Regions from separate parts of the Homo sapiens genome. Here all the other regions are linked to region 1. Evidence: chromatin loops called from intact Hi-C (ENCODE). Cell type or tissue: heart left ventricle. All regions are shown on one strand.

The links. Peaks named below come from ENCODE experiments on the same cell type or tissue, not always from the same donor. Only the 100,000 strongest peaks of a DNase experiment are listed, where the experiment ranks them.
Region 2: it touches region 1 in a loop (2.1-fold over the local background); 3 of 110 quality-filtered maps call a loop at or near these places.
Region 3: it touches region 1 in a loop (2.0-fold over the local background); 3 of 110 quality-filtered maps call a loop at or near these places.

The regions. Positions count from the first base shown.
Region 1 is chr2:72,201,721-72,209,720 of GRCh38, reverse strand. The region is part of intron 20 of EXOC6B (exocyst complex component 6B); the gene reads left to right. Among named protein-coding and RNA genes, the nearest start is that of CYP26B1, 58 kb to the right of the region's middle. In heart left ventricle, no CTCF peak of the experiment used is centred here; no DNase peak of the experiment used is centred here; H3K27ac peaks cover 2,330 bases.
Region 2 is chr2:72,331,308-72,339,307 of GRCh38, reverse strand. EXOC6B (exocyst complex component 6B) reads left to right here. Exons shown (of 22, transcript NM_015189.3): 20 at 4,288-4,361. Among named protein-coding and RNA genes, the nearest start is that of CYP26B1, 190 kb to the right of the region's middle. In heart left ventricle, no CTCF peak of the experiment used is centred here; no DNase peak of the experiment used is centred here.
Region 3 is chr2:72,311,100-72,319,099 of GRCh38, reverse strand. The region is part of intron 20 of EXOC6B (exocyst complex component 6B); the gene reads left to right. Among named protein-coding and RNA genes, the nearest start is that of CYP26B1, 170 kb to the right of the region's middle. In heart left ventricle, no CTCF peak of the experiment used is centred here; no DNase peak of the experiment used is centred here.

The DNA of each region.
Region 1 (8,000 bases):
AATGTAACAAAAGCCCAGTTTTTAAAGGAGCCATTTGTTTTTTTCTGCTATAAGCATAGGTCTGCACTGGGTGTTTGGCTGAAACACATGTAGTTTCTAATAGAATGAGATGCTCACACTTCCTATTAGCAGAGGAGGGTGCTAAGATAAAGAATTTTAGGGAAGTCTGAGCTTTGCTTCTTTAGAAACCTGAAAAAAAAATTTTTGGAGACAAGGTCTGGATCTGTTGCCCAGGCTGGAGTACAGTGGCACAATCTTGGCTCACTGCAATCTCTGCTTCCCGGGCTCGAGCCATCCTCCCACCTCAGCCTCAGAAACCTGAAAATTTAAGAAAGAAGATTTTATTGGAGCAGGATAGAAACAGCTAAGGGACTTTTACTTGTTCAGTCCTGGTAAATGCTCACAGTTAATGAAGGGAGAGACAACTAAGTAAGATTAAATATTTCTTTTTTCTTTTCTTTTCTTTTCTTTTCTTTTTTTTTTTTTTTTTTTTTTTTGAGACTGAGTTTTGCTGTTGTTGCCCAGGCTGGAGTGCAATGGCGCGATCTCAGCTCACCACAACCTCTGCCTCCCGGGTTCAAGCGATTCTCCTGTCTCAGCCTCCAGAATAGCTGGGATTACAGGCATGCGCCAACACACCAGGCTAGTTTTGTATTTTTAGTAGAGATGGGGTTTCTCCATGTTGGTCAGGCTGGTCTTGAACTCTTGACCTCAGGTGATCCACCCTCCTCAGCTTCCCAAAGTGCTGGGATTACAGGCATGAGCCACCGTGCCCAGCAAGATTAAATATTTCAAACTACTTATGGTAACAAGATTGTATCTGTAACTCCTTGCCTATGTATTCATTTGATGTAAGAGTTTCTAGAAAGTAGAGAGAAAAAGCTGTATTGTAAGGTTAAAATCCACAGAAAAGGAGTTTCTTAATGCTTAGTGACATTGGAAGATTTCTAGTAAGAGAATACAAGAGAGCTCTTTGGAACTGGTGTTTTTGAGGTAAAGGGTGCAGGTACCCTGGGTTTCATTCTGAGGCAGAGGGCTGGATCTTAGGTTCTAGAAAAGGGTTAAGATGAGACCTGAACTTAAAACAGAGCTCCCATTTGACCCAGCAATCCCTTTACTGGGTATATACCTAAAGGAAAATAAATCATTCTACCAAAAAGGCACACGCATTTGTTTGTTCATTGCCATGCTATTCACAATAGCAAAGACATGGAATCATCCTAGGTGCCCATCAGTAGTGGATTGGATAAAGAAAATGTGGTACATATACACCATGGAATACTATGCAACCATAAAAAGGAATTAAATTATGCCCTTTGCAGCAACATGGATGCAGCTAGAGGCCATACCCTAAGCAAATTAATGCAGGAACAGAAAGCCAAACACTGCATGTTCTCAATTATAAGTGGGAACAAAACATTGAGCTCACATGGGCATAAAGATGGGAACAACAGACACTGCAGACTACTAGATGGGGAAGGGAGGGAGGGAAACATGGGTGGAAAAGCTACCTATTGGGTACTGTGCTCACTACCTGGGTGATGGGATCTGTACCCCAAACCTCAGCATTGTGTAATATACCCACGTAACAAATCTGCACATATACCCCCTGTATCTAAAATAAAAACTGAAATTTTTTTTAAAAAGATGAAACCTGACATCCCTTTGGTTATTTTGTAATCTAATCATCACTCACTTGTCCCAGTTAGAGAGTATAAATTTGCATAGCCAATAAGTTAGGTGGTGTTTGAACCGAAAAATGAGAATATATTTGAAAACATTTTGTGAACTATAAAGCACTTTCTAAGTGCAAGTTAGCACTCTCCTTCTAAGGTGTTCCAGGGATTTTCAACTTGTTTTTATTATTTTCATTACATTTATATGATTTAGGAATAGGGCAAGGAAGCATGGTATTTTATGATAGAAAGGGATCATTGAGATGATAAACCTAAAGCTTGTTGTTTAGTGAGATAGTCCCTCTAGTGTTTTGACAAATGTACATCAAAACATCTAATACTTCCATTCAAAAACACTGTGATACCTGCTAATGGGAATGTAAATCGTTACACTATTCTGGAAAGCAGTTTATTGATGGATATCAAAAGCTTTGACCTAGAATTCTGCTTCCAGGAATTTACCATTATCATCCTTATCATCAATTATCACCATCATTGCTAACATTTGTTCAGCATTTACTCCATAAAAGGCACTGTCCTGAGTGCTTTTGCGTGAATTAACTATTTCAATATGCATGCCTACCTAATTATATATGTACTATTATCTGCATTATATAAATGATCAGACTGGATTATAGAGGTTAGATGATTTGCCCAAGTTCACAAAGCTGATGAGTTGCTATCTAGATCCAGAGTTGACACTTTTAACCACTGTGCTGTATTGTAACTCACACTATTCCCTAAGGAAACACTTGAAGAAATGTACAAAGATGTATATTCAAGTATTTTCATCAAGACATTGGGTAATGTAGAAAAAGATTGGGGAAAAATCTCAAAATACCCATCAATAAGGGATTTGTTCAAGTTAGTACGGTATATAGCTGTTAAAAATAGATTCTGTGAAGTCTTTAAAATTGGTTACATTTATCTATATGTATTTACATGTAAAAGATGTCTATTCTGAATTCGTGGGAAAAATCTGCTTTTGACAGTATCTATAATTTGCTCTATTTTGGTGAGAAAAAAAAGTGTTAAAGGCTAGATACCAAATTGTTGACAGTCATTATGCCTAGGGAATGAGGTTTATGGATGATGGTTTCCCATTATGCTTTTCTGAATTAAATAAGTTTTTTCTGAATTTTTTTTGCAAAAAGCATATGTTGTTTTTATAAAGAAATACACAATAAAACTACATTATCTTGAGGAAAAATACTAAAGAAGTAGAACTTATTCTACTTTCACACATTCACACATTTCACTCATTCTGTTCCAGCACATTCCACTAATGAACAACTCTCTTTATTATAAAGTGTATCCTTATTTAATACATCAAGAGCTTTTTGTTAGTCTCTGTGGAGTTTAGTCACAGTATGTTGAGGTTCTACTGTGTGTCCCTTGCTCAAAGAGTTGACATTCTATTCTGGGAGATATAAGCATAAAACACTTGGGTTTCTCTGTATATCAACATCTGGTTTACTGACATAATCAACAGTTCAACTGTGAGGCACAAACACTGGAAGAATAGAAAAATATGTGATATAGTGCTTCCTGTGCACCATGAACAATAGGTACAAATGGAGTTCAGAGAAGGGATAAATCTAAGGAACTGATAGTAGTGTTCAAGGAGGTTTCCTAAAGGAGATGGGTACTTAAGAAGGGTCTTGAAGGATGGTGGGAAAAGGAGGAGGACACTTTATTCAGTCTGCCTAGCATGAACTTTGGTAGATTTCCTTGATTCTATGTTTCTAAGATTTTACTCTCATATTTAAAGATGCATTGAATCAGATAGACCTGGTTTCCGATTCTGACTTCCTTGCTTAATAGCAGTGTGATTCTGAGCAGTTGCTTAAATTGTCCTGTGCCTCAATTACCTTATCGGTAAAATAGGCCTGAGAAATAGTATCTTCCTCTTAGAATCACACTAATTGAGACTGTACCAATAATGCATTTAATATATACCTGGCCCATCTGGCTTGCAATGAATGTACATTTTATTATCCTTTTTCCCCTGTGTTTCTACCCAATAGTCTCGTCTCTCACAGAACTCACACTGAGAGGCAGGAATCCATTCTGTTTCTTCTCCAAGTCCAGGCCAGAGTTTTGAACACAGGTTGCCCCTGGGGACCAGAGATTGACTTCAGAACTCCCACGCAAAACTTCAATATCCCCAATATTGCCCTGACACTGGCCATTTCACTTCCTGGCTCATCTCTGTGTGTCAGAGGCAATGCCTGAGAATTTCCACAGGCCTGTTTTTTGACTCCTGGCTGATTCTTAAAAGCAGCAAGAGATCTTGCTGAGAGTCAGAGCTAAGCTAAGCCATCAACCGCCTTCCTCATGTGGATGGACCCTGGACTTTGCTGCTTTTATGGGCAAGGCCTTGCCAACTATAGAAACAATGAGCCTCTTTAGCACCCCTGTCACTGCCATAGGGTAACCAGAGACAGAGCGACTCCTTTCCAAAGGTGGCTTTGCTGGCCAGCGCCTATCACCTCAGTCTGGGCTTCCTGACCACTTTTTACAATTGTTTTGGATTAAATAGAGCATTCCCTGGCCTTTTCTGGTTATAGAGGTCTCATTGTTTCATGGTCAGCACAGGCCTTTTGCAGGCGTATCTTGGCTTTGGAATCCTAGAGGGTTTAACAAATTTTACTTCAGTGGAATATCCTTTTTTTTTTTTCTACTTTAAGCATAAAATAGTGAATCATAGAAATAAATGTTCTTAGGTCATCTGGTCAGTCTCCTGGGTACAGCTACAGGGTGTTTCCTTTAGAACACGGTCTAGTCTTTATCCAGTCTCTGTTTAAATGTCCCAGATGTTGGGGCTTCCTCATCTCTCATAGCAGCTCAAAGAACAAAATGAACTGTGTTGTCTTGCAGCCTTCTTTCCCCTGCCTGCTGCTCTGTCAGTTGCCTCATGCCCTCTCTCTTCCATTCTCTCTCTCTCTGGCAAAAGTATTATTTCAGGGATACCCTTCATGAGAAGCCAGGAGCAAGGACCAGAGCAGGTTTGTGTTTCATCTGTAGACTTGCAGACTGTCTGGAAATGGGACCAGGAGCACCTCAGCTATTCCGTTGAGTTTTAGGCTTTGCAGGCTTCTAGAGCTTTAATTTCTCTCACATGGCCAAATTTCTTTCTCCTTCTTTCTGGGACACCTATGCAATGTTTTCTCTTTTGTTCAGAGCTGTGAAAAGGAACTGTTTGTTTGACTGTGTGTTTCCCTTTTTTAACTCCCCCCACCCCAAACCCATTGCCCTCTTCCTCTCCCAAAGAAGAAGAGGAAAGCAAGGCACAATAATACTTCTGTAAATTTATGGCCACTCTGTAATGTTTAATCACAGCTACGTGACTGGGGGCTTCAGAGCAGGCGTACAAGTTCAGCGCAAGGTGAATCTTGTCTGAGATAATCTGAAAGTTCATTCAGAGGTGAGGGCAGCAGCCTTTTGCAGACGGCTGAGGTTAACAGGAGGTCACCTGCTTTTTTTTTTTTCTTCTTCTGGTCTTCTCCCCTTTAATGTGTAAACAAAGAGAAAATGTAACTTCCAATGAACTTGGCATATGTTGTGCTCACGCTAATCTTGGCCTGGCCAACTGTAAACAGTCCAGTATCCTGTGGCTGAGCCTTTCCACCCATTCTCTGCCTTTTGGAGAATGTGAAGAAACAGCAACAGAAAGCAGAGACTAGAACCTTGTGGAGCCAGACCCCGGGACCCCAGAGAACCTCAAGGAGCCAGAGGGCGGGGAGCTCAGGGAGAGGTGTTTGCTCTGATACATTCAGGGCCTTGCCACAACGGTGGCCTCCTACAATACTTTCTCATAATTATCAGGCAGAACACATTTTTTTGAGATCCTTCTCTACTCTACCACACAGTGCTGAACACTAATAAGACAAAAATGGACAAGGCCTTAAGCTGCTCACAGGCTGAAAGGGGAGAGTGTCTATTATCTGACCTTAGAGATAGGAGGAAGAAGGACAGGGACTTTGCTGGTATCCAGAGAAAGCAGAAGACAGCATCAAGATAGAACTCCGTTGGAAGTTCCTTCCCATTGTAGGGCTATGCTATAGTTTCCAGCCCATTTGCAGAAAGGCCTCCAGGCCAGAGAATTCCAGAAGCTTAGAGATGCAGTGTATAATACCTTGAAGGCCCACAGCCTGAGCGTCAACAACTTACAGAAGAGCAGTGGCCACTTGATGATTTCTTACCAACTCTTATTTGCCATAATCTCAATATCTTGATGGTCCAGAGCCTCTGGGCCAGTACAGACATGCATGGGGGAAATACCTCTGTTGTACCTCAGCAGCCCTCTTGAGAATGTGGGAATACAATTCATTCTCCAATATCAGGAGCAGGAATAATTGCTTAGTGAATTCTTGGTGGTTAAGTATTAAATCTCGAACTAGCTTCTATAATCTCTTACTCATTTGAGGCTCATTCAGGGAATATAGACTTTTTATTCCTGTAGCCAATATAGGACCATTTTAGTTGTATGAATTGATAATGGAAGTCCAGTTGAGCAGCCAGAAAGACACAGCCTTTAGCTGTGAAATTCCCTTTGTACTGTGCTTAGTACCACTCTGTGACCAGCAAATAGAAATTCCCTTGACTATACTCGATGCTAAGTATATCACGCATACCATGGGCTCAGACATGTGTCAGGTAGAAGCACAGAAAAAGATCCTTGTTCTTAAAGAGCGTATAATCTCCCTGGGGAGACAAGACAAAAGAAATAATTCATAATTTAAGATAGGCTATGATACTACCAATTGAAATATTGTGCCTGGGACTGATTGAAAAGGACTTCTTAAGGTTCTCTTAGAATGGGAAGGATTTAGATAGGACAAAGAGAAAAGAAGAGGCATTGTAAATCAGAACAGCAAGTGTGAAGAAGTGAAGGCAGGAATAAGTTTGCCATCTTCATTGTCATTATCATCATCATCGCCAGTATTTGCTGAACGTTTGTGCCAGGCACTATGCTGAATACTCTACCAAGGCAAATATTATTTTCATTTTAGAGAGAGGTTAGTAATTTGCCCAAAGGCACAAAAGTAAGAAACGATGAACGTCGTGAACTGGCCGGCTCTTAGGCAGAATGGTCTGGATTTGCCTCACCACCCTCCTCAGTGTGACTTTCAGGATTCCTAAACTCCCTACCCTCTGTCCCCGGCTCAGTGCTATAAAATGTTTGTGAAATCCATAAAGGGGACAGGAGGTGGGAAAGTTTGGGGAATATTTAGCTGCTAAAGAGATCTTCAAGTCAGGAATGTGACTCGTCACTAGATGAGAAGGACTAGTCAAGGAGACTGGCTAAAACAAGGTGATTTTTCAGTGTCACCTTAGTATCTACTTCTGAATGATTTTCTTGTAGACATGGGAGAGATCTCAGGTAAAAAAAATAGGTTTTTTTCTCCCACAGCTTGCTCATGGTATAAACTGTGGGTGTTCCCCTTCAAATAATCACTGCTTATGATCTGGCCCTTGGTAAGGTCCTAGAGGGAACTCTGCTTCCACAGAACAAGCCATGTGGATAAATGCTAATCTGGAGAATACCTGTCTGTCCTGGGCTCACACAGAATATGGACATGATGGTTCTGGGGTTGGGAGAAGGGAATTGTAACTTGGATGAAAGCCAGGGGCTGCTGTCTATATTACATTGAAGCAAAAGTCAGAACAACTCCTGTTGTTTTAAAGTTCACAAAGGGCAGTTTTTAGTTGCTTTTTAAAAATCTCCTTGAATAATAAGGATACCCTGTGGTAATGGTGTTGTTAACTATAATAACAAGATGAAGTTTTCAAGTGCTTTCACTTACTGTGTCTCCTCTCATATCCTTATTCAAGAAATTGGAGCAGGTTTTTAAAAATTCACCTGATTGAGAAACTGCTGCACAACAAGCCATATATAGACCAGAAATGATAAATACATAGATCTAATGTTGGATCAAGGCTTCCTTGCCATCAGAGACTAAGACCTTATTGCTTAGCCACACAAGAAATTAGAAGATTAAGCTTGTCCATGTAGAATAAGGCAAGAAGTCTTTCCATCCTAGCATCTTTGAGAATGATACCAAGCTTTCCCACAACAAGGAGGTTTCTTTTTTCTCCTAGTATCTTCTTCCCATCCAACCCAAACACTGGTAGTGGGCACTTAGCTGAATTCAATAAATTCAGTAATTTATTGAAGTTCAAGGAAAATGTAAACTTGGACTCTCAATTCAATAACTTGCAACCTCACACAATAACTATGGAAGCAGAGCCTGTTCCTCTCTACCATCCTGGGTCAGCCTCAAATACTTTTGAAAATCTTATAGAGACTTGCTGATCCAT
Region 2 (8,000 bases), 130 kb before region 1:
GTATCCATTGGTTCTGCTTGGCCAAAATTGCATGTATTTCCCCTTTTTATTATGTCAAAGAAGGACAATTTTAATTAACAGCTCTAAAGAGAGGCTTCTTGTGTGTACATATAATCAATTTGTGGATGCATCAGCATATTACAAGAGTCTGGGAGCCTCTTGCCCCTCTCTCATGTGGTAGTTTTCCTCTTTTCTTTCTATCAAGCAGCATCTGAGAATTTGGGTTTACAGACCAATCCTAGTTGCCAATAATGCTAAATCTTGAACAAATTATATCTCTTGTTACTAGGGAAAGTACTGCAATATGAGCTTCACTACATAATGTGTATGTGTATGTGTATGTATGTGTATGTGTATGTGTATGTGTATGTGTATGTGTATGTGTATGTGTATGTGTGTGTTCTTCCATTTCCTTCTCTCAGGTTATAAAAGTGGTCTGTATTTATTTTCAAAGTTTATAAAATATAAAGAAGAAAAAAAAACACCCTCATAACCTTCCTGTCTGTAGCAGCCTTGGGTAACATTATGAAGTGAGTGCTTACTATCATGTTTTCTGTGCGTATTATATTTTATATAGTTGAAATTAGACCGTATACAAAGTCTCCTATATTTTAAAAAATATTCACATTTTCTAATGCTATTAACATTTTTTAATATATGTAAAAAGTTAATCATGTTTCCCAGGGCATACTGAGTCACAAAATTACAAAATACCTATTTTATACATTTATTAAATTTTTAAAACAATACTAATGAAAATTGCTATGCTGTAGCTAAAACACTAATACTTAATATCAATTTCCTTTAAATGAAGTAATTAAATAGTGCCTATAAATAAGTTTGCAATGCCAACTCACTAACTCATCACTGAGCCATAGCTGAATTTTTTCTTATGTTTTGTTCTTGATATAGAACAGTGTTTCTTAACCTTTTTTGAGCTACCAGCCCTCTGAGAATTCAGTGTACGCTATGAACCTTCTGTGCAGAGAAATTCATATTTACACTAAAAAACTAATTATAATGATACTCAATTATGCTAGGCACTCTGCCAACTGCTTTACATGTGTTATTCTGTTTAATCCTCATAGCAGCACTGTAAGGAATGCTGTATTATCCTCATTTTTGAGATAAAGATATTGAAGTGTAAAGAGGTTAAGTAAATTGTGTAAGCCCATAGAGCTACTAAGTGGAAAGCTGGGGCTCAAATTCTGATTTTTATTGCTCCAAAGTCCATCCCCTTAATCAATGTGCATGTAATTTTAGGGAGCTCATGAATTCCTAAAGCCTGTTTATTGATACTCAGATTAAGGACCCCTTATAATCCAGAGATTTTCATTGGCAGTGAAGAGTACATGTGCCCAATGAATCTTGCTATTTGTGTAACTTATTTAACTAAAACACAATATTGGTTGAACATCTACTATTTTGAGTGGATGTTTGGTTTTGTGAAATGGTCTTTATCCCTAAGGAGTTTGCTATCTATGTGGGAAGACAAGAATTATATACATAAAGCAATGAGAAAAAATACAAATATGAAGTTGAATATATAGTCATTAAACATTTCCATAAACTATATGTGAAAATTAATTTCTTTACTTTATCATACCTGATGCAACTGTCATTCTTTGATTCCTTGATTTATAAAAGGGGCAATCAAACTTAAAAGGCCATTATATCCTTTGGGAACCTGGAAGATTCAGTGTGTCATAAAAATGAGGTCCATAAAGTGACTCCGAAAACTAAATATGTATCACATCCAGATTCCTAAGTTGTTTCATCAGCTTAATCTATTAGCCCCAGGGAGCATGCCCAATAAGGAGATTCAAGAATGTGTAGCCAGCTCCCAAGCATTCAGGTGGGTGATTCTGTTGAGTTGGACATATATAGGATGGCAGAACATCTTGATAGTTGCTGCCATTTGACACAAGTAGGGTTTGAACTGACAGAGAAGTCTTCAGATGCTTCAAGTGATACAGCATAGACTTGAGTTATGCAATGCCAAGTGTGATAATCCAACATCCTTGGAAGAAACCATCAAGTATGGGAAGCTAATTTTAGCTGATCACCTAACAATCCAAGTAGTCAAAAAGAATAGCTGTGGCTGTAATTCAAAGAATTGCTATTAACAGGAGCATAGTATAGGAAAATTGTACATTTAACTCAAATAGCTCCTGTATACAAGGTTATCACAGATATTGGCTATTGTAGATATAAACAATGGATTATATCAAGCTTTTTATTAACATGGCCTTCATAAAATCTTCATACAGTTTTAGAATTTTACTTTTTTTTTTTTTTTTGAGACTGAGTTTCGTTCTTGTTGCCCAGGCTGGAGTGCAATAATGCAATCTTGGCTCACTGCAACCTCCACCTCCCAGGTACAAGTGATTCTCCTGTATCAGCCTCCCAAGTAGCTCAGATTACAGGCATGTGTCACCATGCCCAGCTAATTTGTTTGTATTTAGTAGAGACGGGATTTCACCACGTTAGTCAGGCTGGTCGCAAACTCCTGATCTCAGGTGATTCACTTGCCTCAGCCTCCCAAAGTGCTGGGATTACAGGCATGGGCCATCGCACCTGGCCAGAATTTTACTCTTTTAAAAAAGTGTTATCACTTGGGCAATATACGATAGAATTAATTTATATATGGCATTTGAATTTTCTTCTCAAAGCAAATAGAAACTTTAGTACTGCCAAGCATGCCATATAATTTATCTCATTAAAATGAAAAATGAGGCATTTTTAATTTTAAATGTCAAAATAAGAATTGTGTATATTGTTAATACATCTGTGCTATATTTTAATTAGTTTAATAAATTGCTTTAAATTTCATTTTGTATAATGTTCTCATAATTCCTGCAAACTAAGTTGTTAGCATAATTTTAAAAGTGGGGCAAGGGTTTTATGAAATGCTATGTCTGAGAAGCCCCCAAATGGAAAATATTTTTAAAGAACAGAAGTTCCTACCCTTGTTCAACAAATTACCATTTGGATCTATCCAGCCACTAGTTGTTGGAAGTAATTTTCTAGACATATATGCAAATATCTTGATAGATTTTATTGATTGCAAAAGAAGAATATGATACCAACTCTGTATAGTTTCTTAAATTCAGTACTGGATAGAAGCATAATTTGAAGGAAAACGTTCCTTTTCATATTTGCTTTGAACAGGCACTTGAGTTGTTTTTGAGGTAAATAGGAGATTGGCCACGGGCTTCATAGAAAGAATTGAATAATAGTATAACTGTCCAACTTTTGAATTTGGTGTGTGTGTGTATGTGTGTGTGTATAGGGAACTTAAGACCTTTTGATTTCATAATAAGCAGGGCTCAGGGACAATAAAATTTGACATTCTTAACTGTTACTAGTTTTTGTCCTTATATCCCTGTACAGCCATCTTCTTGTTAACGACATAGAAGCCAGAGTCATAAACTGAGCATGTACCCAAGGTGCCACTGTAAATTGCAAATAGTATTCATGTAATCTCTTCAGGCTAAGATTGAATTGGGGTAGAGAAAGGAGAAGAAAGAATTTTTGAGAGTGGAATGGAAGTAGAAGTCAAGGACAAAGAATACACTAGAAGGACAGACATGTGCAAATGTTCCCTAAGTTTTGCAGTGAGGTTTATTCAGATGGACCTTTTCATATCTGTAAATATTCCTTTGCTCAAAAGCCAAGTCATGGATTGGGATAGCCTCTGCTTCTGGGATGCGTGTGTGTGTGTGTGTGTGTGTGTGTGTGTGTGTGTGTGTGTGTGTGCAATAATGCAGTCATGAGATAATACAAATAATCAGTGAGGGAATAATTAATGATGTAGCAGGGAATATTTTTTGATAAATGCTTGGGGAATGAGGTGACAAGCGTGAAATTAGAAAATTCCTTCAGCGATCTAAAATATAAATAGCTTTTGGAACTGAAAAGAGTTTCACAGCTGAAGATTTTATTGTGTTGAGAGGAAAAACTTTTTTCTCTCCCCCACTCCCTCCTCCTTTGCAAGTTGTTTGTCCATTCACAAAACAAATACTCTGAAGCCCAGCGCAGCTCATGGGAATAAATTTCAGGTCGAATTAGTACAGTTTCCTTGCTGTCAGGATGCTGGAATTAATGGTGTTTTGATGACACGAATTTTGAAGGGCAAACAAAGAAGCTGAAGGGAGAGAGACATGACTCCTTAGAAGCTTGGTCCTCCTCTCCCCCAGCTTCTCTTGTCTTCCCTGTCATCCGTCTGCCAATCTCCCTGTCCATGGTTAGTTAAAGGCGCTTTTTATCCTCTTTTCTTTCCCACAGAGTTTGCCAGATCCGGCCCGGTGCCTGGGTTCCAGGAGGACACGCTGCAGTTGGCCTTCATCGACTTGAGACAAGTAAGTCTTTGTGTTTTTGTTTTTTGTTTTTCTTTTAAGATGTGTGACTGAAGACCATCAGGTCTTAAGGAAAAGGGGAAGGGAGGGGGATTGGCGTTGGCGATTCACATTGGAGACCTAAGGGTTTTCCCTGTATTTGAGGCCACCTCTTTTATTTAGCTATCTGGGATCCTTAGCTATGGTGGAGTTAAAGGTTTTGTGGGTAGAAGGGAAGGCGGGGGTGGGAGGAGGGACCCAGAGTAGAGGGACTCAAGTGACCCTCAAGTGATGCGACCCATTGTGCTGTTGTTGGCTTTTGCAGACATAGCAAAAAGATAACTCAGCAAACCAATGCTAAGCAGGTGCACTGATGCAGAGACTGCCTGCTTGGAGAAGTTTTGTTTGTAGATAATGTGGCCAGCAGCATTTAAGAAAAATGAAATATTTTACATTCTGGATTGTTGGTTGGTTTGTTGACTTTTTCCTGCTGCCTTAAGTCTTCCCGCCTCCTCCTTTGTAGAATGTTGTCAGCCATGGGTAACTAAGTGGTCGTTTTTGAAGATGATTAGAAAAGGCCTGGACCAGTGATGCTAACCCTATTAAAGTAATGTGATGAAAGCTGATACTTGGGCATACCTGAGCTTTGGGAAGCCCATTAGATAGAACCAGTCATTCTATAGGACTGTTTCTTGCAGATTGAACTGGGTGGGTTGGTAGGCCTTGGTGGTTTGGATATAGGGAACAGGGTGAGCGGGGGCCTAGTGAGGGAGAGAGTTAACTGGGCTCTGTCATCTCTTCACTCTTAAGATGGATGGGGTTGGATAGAAAGTGTGAATGAAGTAAGAATCAATGACTGATGCTTCTTTCCTATTAAAACAATCTTTTTTTTTTTTGTCTGTTTAAAAAAGGGGGCTGGCTTTGTTTCTCCTGCCATAATGATGCAGTGCCTCTTGTTTTCAGAGCTGACATAGTTTGCATTCTGAAAACTTTTAGATGCCCAGGGTATTTCTTAAAGCTGCAGGACCCCTTGTATCGGTAGTTCCTTACCACTGTGATTCGATTCATGCTGGAACAGCTTTTAACCCATAATGGATGGCCTGAGCTACCCCTGAATCCTTGTAGATGGGTGGTGTAATCTGTCATCTGATGACAATTCTGGAAAGCACTGTTAAGCAGAAAACAGAAAATTGTGTGTCTATAGACCTGCCAAAGTTTGAGGATTCAGGCTGTGTCCCAGAAACGTGTGTCAACTTAATATTTGGGGGCCAAGGTGGGGGTTCTCTTGCACATTAAGGATTCACCAGCATGATCACAAATGGAACAATCTCTTCCCACACTTAAGACCTTCCACCTGTAGATGTAGCAACTCAACTGAGACATTCAGGTTTTAATCCCTTGACTGATGTAAGATTGAAAGATTGGGATTTTGGTTTAGGGTTTGTGGAGTGATATCTGTTGGATTCCCTCCCACCCTCCTGTTTCTTCTCAGAAACTTCTAACCCAATTGGCTTTTCTTGGAAAGTAGAAATTGAATTTCACTGGAGAAACACAACCAAGGAAAAATGTTTCCATTCTCACTATTCATGAGAAGGAAGCATGGTTATTCTCTCTAGTTTGTGGTTTTGGTCCCTATGGAAAGGAACTAGTGTTCACAGAAAATGTTAACTAAGGGAGTAAGTTAGAAAGCACAGCCAAAATAAGGTGGATCAGAGTCGGGAATGAATGTGCAAGTACTTGTAAGCTCTCAGTGAGCACTGTCATTTATGCTTAAGTTCCTATTTTCTATTACATTTCTCTTCCCAGAGTTGCTTTTATAATGTTTTAATAGTAGAAACCCAAAATCCAAAATTTTACTGGTAATGAAAGAGTATGCCTCTTTCTATTCAATCTGTCACCTAATTTCTACTTATACCTGTCTCTACTGAAGCAGCTTAAAGGGATAATTTTTCTAACCTAGATTGTTTGAAAAACTTCTTTAGTTCTTGGTCTGTAGCTCATTATTAGTAGACCTCAGGTAGGTTGAGTGATTGTGAAAAAAATGATCTCTCCACATCCTGTGCTGAAAATATTTCTCTCTTTGCAGTTCATCTTAGTCATTCTCAGAACTTATTTAAAGTGAGCATCATTTTAAAAGGAGGCTTCTGAACTACAGAGATGTTCAAACTCTAAACAGAAAACCTGGGACTATGTTTTCTTAAATATTTAGGCTTCTAAAATAGAATTTTTGAATTTTGGGATTGGAGGCTAATCTCAAAAATTATGTAGTATAACATTTGGCTTTATACTTCAATCCCTGTACAGCACCCCAGACTTTGATTGAATATCTTCCTTGAGGAGGTTCCACTACCCTAAAGCAGCAAGTTCCACCTTAGGACAATATGATTACTAGAAAGATATTTCTTAAGTTGGCTAAAATCTGTCTCACTTAACCTTAACCCTTTAAATCTTTATATTTTTATTTGGGCATCCCCAATTAGAGGAATGGGCTTCCTACTCATCATTTATTGAGCTTCCTATTTGCTAGTATTTGAGTCTTTTTCACATGTCACATTGTTACCTATTTCTCATCTAGTCCTTACAGGGTTGATTTTATGGACCAAAACTGAATACTACTCTCACTGGTCGGTGTTTTTCTTTCAGACATATTATTAAGAACACAGATTTTTTTCATTACATAATGACCTATCTAAACCTATAACTGACCTCCTGAGTCAGTTATCTAGCTTAACTGAATTAATCATTATGTCCTTAATAAGCCAAAGATAAAAATATTAAATAGGAAGCCCAAGTTAAGGTAAATTATAGGGTACACACTCATGTAAGAAGAGGATCTGCCCCCAGTGCAGTGCAGCAAGGATATTCTTTTACCGTCATTGAGTGTATTTGCCTTGCTGTCTTATATGTGTATTCTGAGCATGCTTCCACAGTGTCTTGCTTTAGAGAGTTTCAGACAGTATCAATTTAATGAATAATTTTAAAGTATTCAAAATGTGGAATATTTGATGAAATCATCTTTGTATAGACTATAATAACGGTCATTTAAAAGTTATAGAATTTCATTAGGAAGCAAATTAGATGCGGATAGCAAAACTATTCATCCTTTTTTACTTGTCCTATTCTCACTTTTCTACTTCTTAAGAGAAAGAGAGAAATGACATTTTGAATATACAAGCTTTCAAGATATTTTACTTTTGTGTGGCACTTCAGAGTTAAAGTACAAATAAGTTAAACCTCATTTGTCAGATTTCTGAGTTTGGAAAACCTACTATTAATAATATCGTGAATTAGATAGTACAAATCAAAATCCCCTTCTTTAACACTTTGTGTTTTCTATCTTTATAAGTAGGATTGCAGTATGACTTCTCATGCAAAAATCAAATATATGTGTATATTTCCATCAAAATCCAAATTTGGGCTAATGCTGAATTTTGAGAAGGGTAGCTTAAAGGCTCATTTAATTAGCTATCTTGAAGTGGCATGTAAACACCAAGTGCTGACCTTTAATGGTTCATAATTGAGAATTATAATAAAGGACCAATAGTAGATTCTCAGTACTTACTTTATTCTTTAAACAGTGGCATGGCTTATATTTTTCTTCCATGGTTAAACATTAAGTAGATAATGCTGATCAACACTAGAATTTGATTTTCATTTCAGTTT
Region 3 (8,000 bases), 110 kb before region 1:
AAAGCCTTTTAATCTGAATTACTCCTTAATGTAAATTATTTATATAAGAGTTGTAAGCATTCTTATGGGTTTTAAATCTATTGCTGATTCTTAATGAAGGGTTATACCAATTTAAATTATTTCGGGAAGTATAATCATGCATCAGTTTTATAGAAGCCCAACCAACATAGGTTCTTATGATTTTAAGGTTTTTTTTTTTTTATTAACTTCATAGGTATTAGAGTGTACCTTTATTTCATATTCCACTTTTTATTGCTACACATAAAGTAGTATTAAATGGCCCATGAATCTCAGTAAGGATATGAATTTACTAGTGTCCATATTTTCAATTCTTAGTGCCCTATTCTCTGATGGAAGGTATTTTGCAATCTGATTTGATGCATATCTAATTTAACCTTACTGTATTACAATCAAATAAGAGAAGCAGAACTAACACTTCTAAAAAGTTACCTACTAGAGGTGGGTGGATTACTTGAGGTCAGGAGTTTGAGAACTGCCTGGACAACATGGTGAAACCCAGTTTCTACTAATAGTACAAAATTGGCCGGGCATGTGGTATGCACCTGTAGTCCCAGCTACTCGAGAGCCTGAGGCAGGAGAATTGCTTGAACCCAGGAGGCGGAGATTGCAGTGGGCCGAGATCGCACCATTGCACTCTAGCCTGGGCAACAGAGCCAGACTCTGTCTCAAAAAAAAAAAAATTAACAACTAGTAAAATACAGCATGTAATTAAGTGCCAAATGAGTAGCGTGAAAGCACTGTATGAGTTTGGAGGAGGGAAGTATTGCTGTGCCATTAGAAATGATGATTCTTGCCTTTTTTTGTTATTGATTTTACCATGGGTCAGTAGGAACTGATGTTGTTTCTTAGTTTTATTTCGGTTTTTAATTTTTTATAAAAGTATTCTGTGACCAAGACATTCGATAATCACTGTTCATAATGTCTCTGAAAACTATGGTCATCTGGAGAATTTAATCCCATGCTGATAATAAAAAGTGTTCAAACCTTTGCTTGTCTCCAGTGGTACTACAGAAAAGAGCCTTCTATTGGCCAGCAAAGTGAGGGTGTAACTTCTCTATTTTCTGGACCGTGTTAAAAAAGAAATATGCTCTAAAAACCTAATCTAAGGATTGTGGTGTTCATCTAAGCTAAACATCAGTCAGAGAGAGGTCTCCTAGATTCTTTCCAGAGCTTTGATGCTTTCAACCTAATCAAGGCAAGCAGCAGGCTCCTTATAGCAATATTATGGCCCTCTCATAAGCTACTATAGTAGTCTTTAGTATTTAGTGTCTTGGAACCACAAGAAACTAGGAGTGACAATGGAGAGGAAGTGGTTCTCAAAAGCTACTGGTACACCAAGGCTATGTTAAAAAGAATGATCTCAAACAATAGTAAATTGGCGGCATTATTAAAAGTGAATGTGTGTGATGAGGTAAGACAGATGTAATCATTCTTCTTGGTGTTTATACTGCTTATCATTCTTATCATTTGTCAATACAAGCAGTGTGTGTGTGTGTGTGTGTGTGTGTGTGTGTGTGTGATGTGTTCATACATGCTTCCCTGTGTTCTAAATCCATATGGTGTTCTTAATTATTTCTTCCCTTATAAACTCTGAGAGAAATAATTAAATGGGACAAGGTGGTTTTCTGTGTGTTTTTTCTGAGGTACCAGCATCTTCCTTCTGTCTTTCTGTGTGGCATATCTTTTTTCATTGCCTGCTTGATGAAATGATAGGGCATAGAGATGTTTAATTTAGTTAGAGGGAGGTATCGATAGGTTTTGGGGATGGGAAAGGGGCATGGGAGTGAATATGTTCATGGTTATTTCTGCAAAGTATGAAACTCTATTTTTTCTTACTTCTCTTGATCTGTTTTATGCCCTTGCTATTGATGACTTTTCTTTCTTTTCTTCCCTTCTGCCACCTACTATTTAAAAAAAAAAAACAAACCACAATTATCATGGTAGCATTTGCCTGCTTAAAAAGCCTAAGAGCTCTCTCTTGCCCATAAAACAAAAGATGAACCCCTAGCAAAGCAGGTCTGGTTCCAGCTAATCTTTCTAGTCTATTTCTGTCACTCTTCCCCATGTAAGCTTTCCCTAGACTACTCTTAACACCTCCTTGATCCCAAAGCTGGGTAAGCTTTAGGCTGCCTCTGCCTATCACAGAGTACTCTCTCTGTAGAGTGACAAATGCATTCTCTTCCTTCACAGCTTGGCTCAAATGTCATCTTCTTTATAAATCCTTCACAACCTCCTCAGGCAGATTTAATTGTCCCCCCTTTGGGTCCCTGACATTTTGTATGCCCCTTCATTACAAATGCTCTTGTAATTACTTGTTTAATCATCTGCTTTCACCATTAGCTTCTGAGTTCACTAAGGGCAGGAACCCTGTTTTATTTATCCATGAATTCCCCATCCCTCAGTGGGTAACATAGTTCCTATTTCATAATTGCTTGCTGAATGTATTGACTTAATATTGTTTTGTGGCATTTTAGAAGTAAATGGACCTAGATTGAATTTCTGAATAATATTTGTACTCAAACTCCCACAAATAGATTCATCATTTTCCTCCTACTCCTTGCTCTTCATTATCAGTTTACTTTAATCTTATTAAATGAATTGCAGAGGTCACAGCCCTGGAAAAGGCAAAACCAAATATGGGTAAAGTGGGTAAAGGGAACTTAGGTGGCAGTTCCTGGAACCTAGTACATGAGGACTTTCTCTAGTGAGAGCTACTGAAGGAGGGCTATCAAGGAAGTGCTCCATGCAGCTAGATGGTTCATGCCAGAGAGGAACATAACTCCTCATCTGATAAATCACTCTTACTGCTTCAACAGGAGATGACTTTTTAGACTAAATACTTGCTCATATTCTTCCAGTTCTGGTGAGCACCTGGGTTCAAGTGTCAGGTATTGCCTTTTTATTCCTATGGCAGCCATTTTTCTTAATGTAAATACATGCTTGGAGTTCATCCAGAATTTCATCCTTGTTATGTCTCTATAAGACATATATAGCCTACTTAACTGAGCTCCAAAATTATGCCAGAATAACAATCCAAACTCTACAACCAATTCAAGATGCTAAAATCTTTCTAGGAGTGACTTCTAAAGTAGTCTACAAATAATCCTTGCTGAAGTAGTGAGGAGTTTTGAGTAAGACTGATTAATGTGTTGAAAATATAACATAGCCTTATTCTGTATGCTAGAAATATAATTATCTTCATCAGTTATGATAATAGAACATTCTTAGTGTGCTATATTTTATTATACATTAAAATGTCCTAAAGGTAAGTTCCCGATTTCCCCATTGCCCCCATAAAAACCTATTCCTTTTACAGCTCTCTTCATCTCAATTAATGGCAATTCTACTTTTTCTTCTAGGACTAGAAACTATGGAGTCATCCTTGACTCTTTTTTCTCGCACATCACACGTCCAATCTGTCAGCAAATTATGTTTTCTCCCTCTTTAAAATATACCAGAAACCAACCACTTTTAACTATCATTTCTCTTCTCATGATTCAAATAATTAAGTATTCTCGCAATAGCTTTTTAACTGGTCTCCATGATTCTGCCTTTGCCCCTCTACAGGCCATAATCAGTAGGACAATAAAGGCATGAAAAAGTTAAAACAAGTCAGATCATATCATTCCTCTTCCTAAAATCCCACAGGAGCTTCCTGTTTCACACTAAGTAAAAACCAAAGTCCTTTTAATGGTCTATAAGATCCTATAGAACCTTCACACACACACACACACACACATACACCCTTTAACTCTGTGACTACTTTTTCCTCAGTTACTCTGTTCTCACTCTGATAGCCCCTTTATTGTTTCCTAGACATGCTGGGTACACTCCCATCTCAAGGCCTTTGCACTTGATATGACTTTTTCTGGAAGGCTCTTTTCCAGCTACCTGTTTTACTTGTTCCTTCATCTTGTTCAGGTCTTGATATTCAAGTCACTTAAAGTTCACTTAATTGAGACATTTCCCATTTAAGATTGCAACTTCCCTCTGACTACCTCTGCCACCTCCTTCCAAACCATAACCGAAGCAAAATTCTATTCTCTTCCCTCTTCATTTTTCTCTGAAGAATGTATCATCTTGTAGTATACTCTACATCTTACATATCTTGTTCTTCCCCCTAGTAAAAAATGATTTTCATAAGTGTAGGAATTTTGCACATTTTCTGAACAACTTTATTCTTAGTGCCTGGAACAATCCTTAATACATGGTAGGCCTTCAGTAAGGATTTGTTGAAGGAAAAAAGTGTAATCTCAACATGCTTGCCTTAGTTTTAAGTACTAAGTGGTTAATAAACTTTAGGCATGAATTGTTCTACAAAGCAAGCTACCGTACCATTAAAAGTAGGAATTTTAGAAAGAGTTTTTGATCATTGGTTTTAAAGTTTGTTGTACATATCGGATATAAACTCCATACCTTTCTATGAAGTAGAGACAGGATTTTCCTAAAAGTGTTCTTGGTTCTGGATTTCTTTGATTCACAATATAGATTGATACATACCTGCTGATAAATGTTCCTCCGTAACTTGTCACCCAGGATGATAATGATGATACATTTGGTACGGAGAGAAAAACTATGAGCCAGGTGCCAAAGTCTCTGTCACAACTGGCAGTGAGACTTAAGGAAAACCAGATTATCAAGAAATGCAAAATTGACTTGAAATGGTTCAAGTAACTTCATAGAACATGTTTGCAAGCAGTGTTTTGGTAAACTGAAAACTGACTCCAATTGGAAAAGTGTGTTGTGAATTTTAATATTGTTCAGGGTAGCCTCTTATTCCAGCAGAGTAGAGTAGAGTATAATGAGACATGGATAATTTAGTTGATAACCAGGCGATTGTGACAACCCAGGATAATAAGTGTCAGTATGCCAGGAAGAGACAGGGCAAAGTGATAGCAGGAATACAATATTTTGGATAACAATAATCATAACAAAGATAGTTAAATGGCACAGCCTTAAGTTAGGGTAATTATAATTCAGTAGTATATTCCGAGAGGTGGCAGAGAAATCTAAAGTAAGCTATTTAGGGCTAATTAGGCATCTTCTGTTACTTTCCTCATGCCCTTTTCTTTCATCCCCTTTCTCAATGTGGTTCTCAGTGTCCTGGAGGGTCTAGCCTGCTGAAATCTCCCACTGCTTTTACAGGGCATCTGGCAACAGCTCACTGTTCTCAAGTAGCACATTGCCTGGACAGGGATTATAGTATTTAATTGCTAAATCTATGACTGGCTAATTGCATAGATGCTTGGATTGGGAGGCCCAGATAGGACAACTGACTCCTCAAAATGTGATTTTTTTAAAAATTTCATTCTGGATAAGAATGTAAAAGCTGTAATTTTATGTTAGTTGTGTCCCATAATATGCTGGACAGCATAGGTTTCAGAGATTTCTTTATTCTGGCTCCTGCTTTTTGTGAGGTAATAGAGTTTTTAAAGTCTTGGCAAAAAGGCAGATGTGGCGGAGGTGAAGCCATTAACTTTTTTTCCTACTTTCTCTTTCCTATTTTCTTTCTCCAGAATCTAGTGGTAATTTTACATATACACACCCTTCTAAAATCTCTTATGCAGAGATAGTGAGTCTTGATTTGTATACTGTCTATGGTTTTCTAGGCATACTGGCCCCTGCACAAAATCAGCTCATTGCTTTTCATAAATCATCCCCTATATTTTTTGTTATATAAGTAATGAATTTTTTTAACTTTTATTTAAGTTCTAGGGTACATGTGCAGGATGTGCAGGTTTGTCAGATGGGTAAACATGTGTCATGGAGGTTTGTTGTACCAAATATTTCTTCACCCAGGAATTAAGTCTAGTATCCATTAGTTATTTTTCCTGATCCTTTCTCATCTCCCACCCGCCACCCTTCGTTAGGCCCCAATCTGTGTTGTTCCTCTCTGTGTTGTTCCTCTCTGTGTATCCATGTGTTACCCCTATTGTTTTTGAATGGTGTTCTTTATTGATTTTCTAATAGTGCTGAGGCTAAAATTTCTTACATTAGTAATGGTTAACATGGTTTCACTCATTTTTATCCCCCTCATCGAGACACCAGAATAAAGTGGCTGAGAAATCGGCATCAATTTAGCAATAATGGAGCCACCTTCTATGTATCACCTCAGAATTTGGAACATTAAAGAGGAGGTTAGAATGCTTGTGATACTGCCAGCATCTAGGTGATCTTGGGAATGTCTCTGCTTTGTATTTTTATTTCCCCAATGTAAAATGAAAAAATTAGGTTAGATAATCCTCATTTTCACTTTGTTTTTTGTTTTTTTTTTTTTTGGTTGTCGTTTTTGTTTGTTGTTGTTGTTGTTGTTGTTGTTTTTTGAGACAAAGTCTTGCTCTTGTTGCCCAGGCTGGAGTGCAATGGCGCGATCGCAGCTCACTGCAACCTCCGCCTCCTGGGTTCAAGCGATTCTCCTGCCTCAGCCTCCGAGTAGCTGGGATTATAGGCGCCCACCACCACACCCGGCTAATTTTTGTATTTCACTTTGATTTCTTATATCCTATGACTCTTAATCATCCTCACTAGCAATAGACTTGTCCTCTTTAAAGATGGTTTCACCCTTAACTTTTTATGTGTGCTTGCAAAAAAAATTCCTATATTTGAGTTTTAGAAGATGGCATTTATTTAGTAGGAGGCATTTTATCTTTCCTATTACTAATGATCCTCAGCTTATGACGCAGGATCCACCCAACTCTTTTAATTAATACTTTTCAATTCACATGTCTCTACCTCATAGAACTTAATTGACTCAGTTGGGGAAAAAAAAAAAAAAAGTATTGACAACAGGGGATGGCCCGCTTGGTTTCTCCTTTTGAAAATCTGAGGTAAGGACCTTGCCTGCCAGTAATGGAACCAACCATCTAGATGTTGCAAGCTTTCTCCAGCTACCTTGCTTTAGGAAGTTCTAGCAATGATCTATTATTCCATTGCCTGGAGCAAGATGTTCATGGGGAAAAGGTCTCTGAATGTTCAGCTAATTTAGCAGTTCATGGGCTGAGTGTTCTGAGGTATTTCGGGATATATGTCCAAAATTCAAATTTGTGTGGTCACTCCCCAAGTATCAGCACCGTTAAAGATGACAAGACCAGGAAGTAAAAGACTTGGCAAAAGAGCTTTAATAAAGTGAGGAAATCAATAAATCATGAACAGGACAAAACATAAGAATCTTCAAGATCATTGTCCCTTTAGATCTAGTCTAAGCCTATCCCCCTGCTCCTTCTCAGACTTTCTTTTGGGTCTTCTTTCCTCTATCCATCCCTTAATATTGTATTTCAGAGATTTATCTTCAGTCCTCTGTTCTTCATTTACTCTCTGTATTCTATCTGGCTGAAAATATACATCTGTTTGTGTGTGTGTGTGGCAGAATAATATCCTCCCTCCCCACAAGGTGTCAACATCTTAATCCCTAGGATGTGTGACTATGTTACCTTATAGGGTAAAAGAGATTTTGCAGATGTGATATTAAAGACCTTGAGATGGTAAGATTATCCTGATTATCTTGGTGGGTCCAATCTAATCCCGTAACTCCTTAAAAGCAGAAGAAAGAGGCAGAAAAAGTGGTTCAGAGAGATGAGGTAGAAGAAGAAGGGGGAAAGAGTTGAAGTGTGAGAGGAACTCCACCTACCCTGCTGGTTTTGAAGATGGAGGAAGGAGGCCATGACCCAAAGAGTACGGGTGGCCTCTATAAAGGCTGGGAATGATCCTCAACTGGCAGCCTGCAAGGAAATGGGGATCTCAATTCTACAACTGCAAGGAACTGAATTCTGCCAACAATCCACATGAGCAAGGAAACATATCTTATCCTGGAGCCTCCAGAAAGGAATGTAACCTTGCCAACACCTTAATTTTAGTTCAGTAACATCCGTATTATACTTCTAACCTGCAGAACTATGAGGTAATAAAATTCTCTTGCTTAAGCCACTAACTTTGTAGTACTATTATGGAAGCAATAGAACATTAATACAACATATATTCCC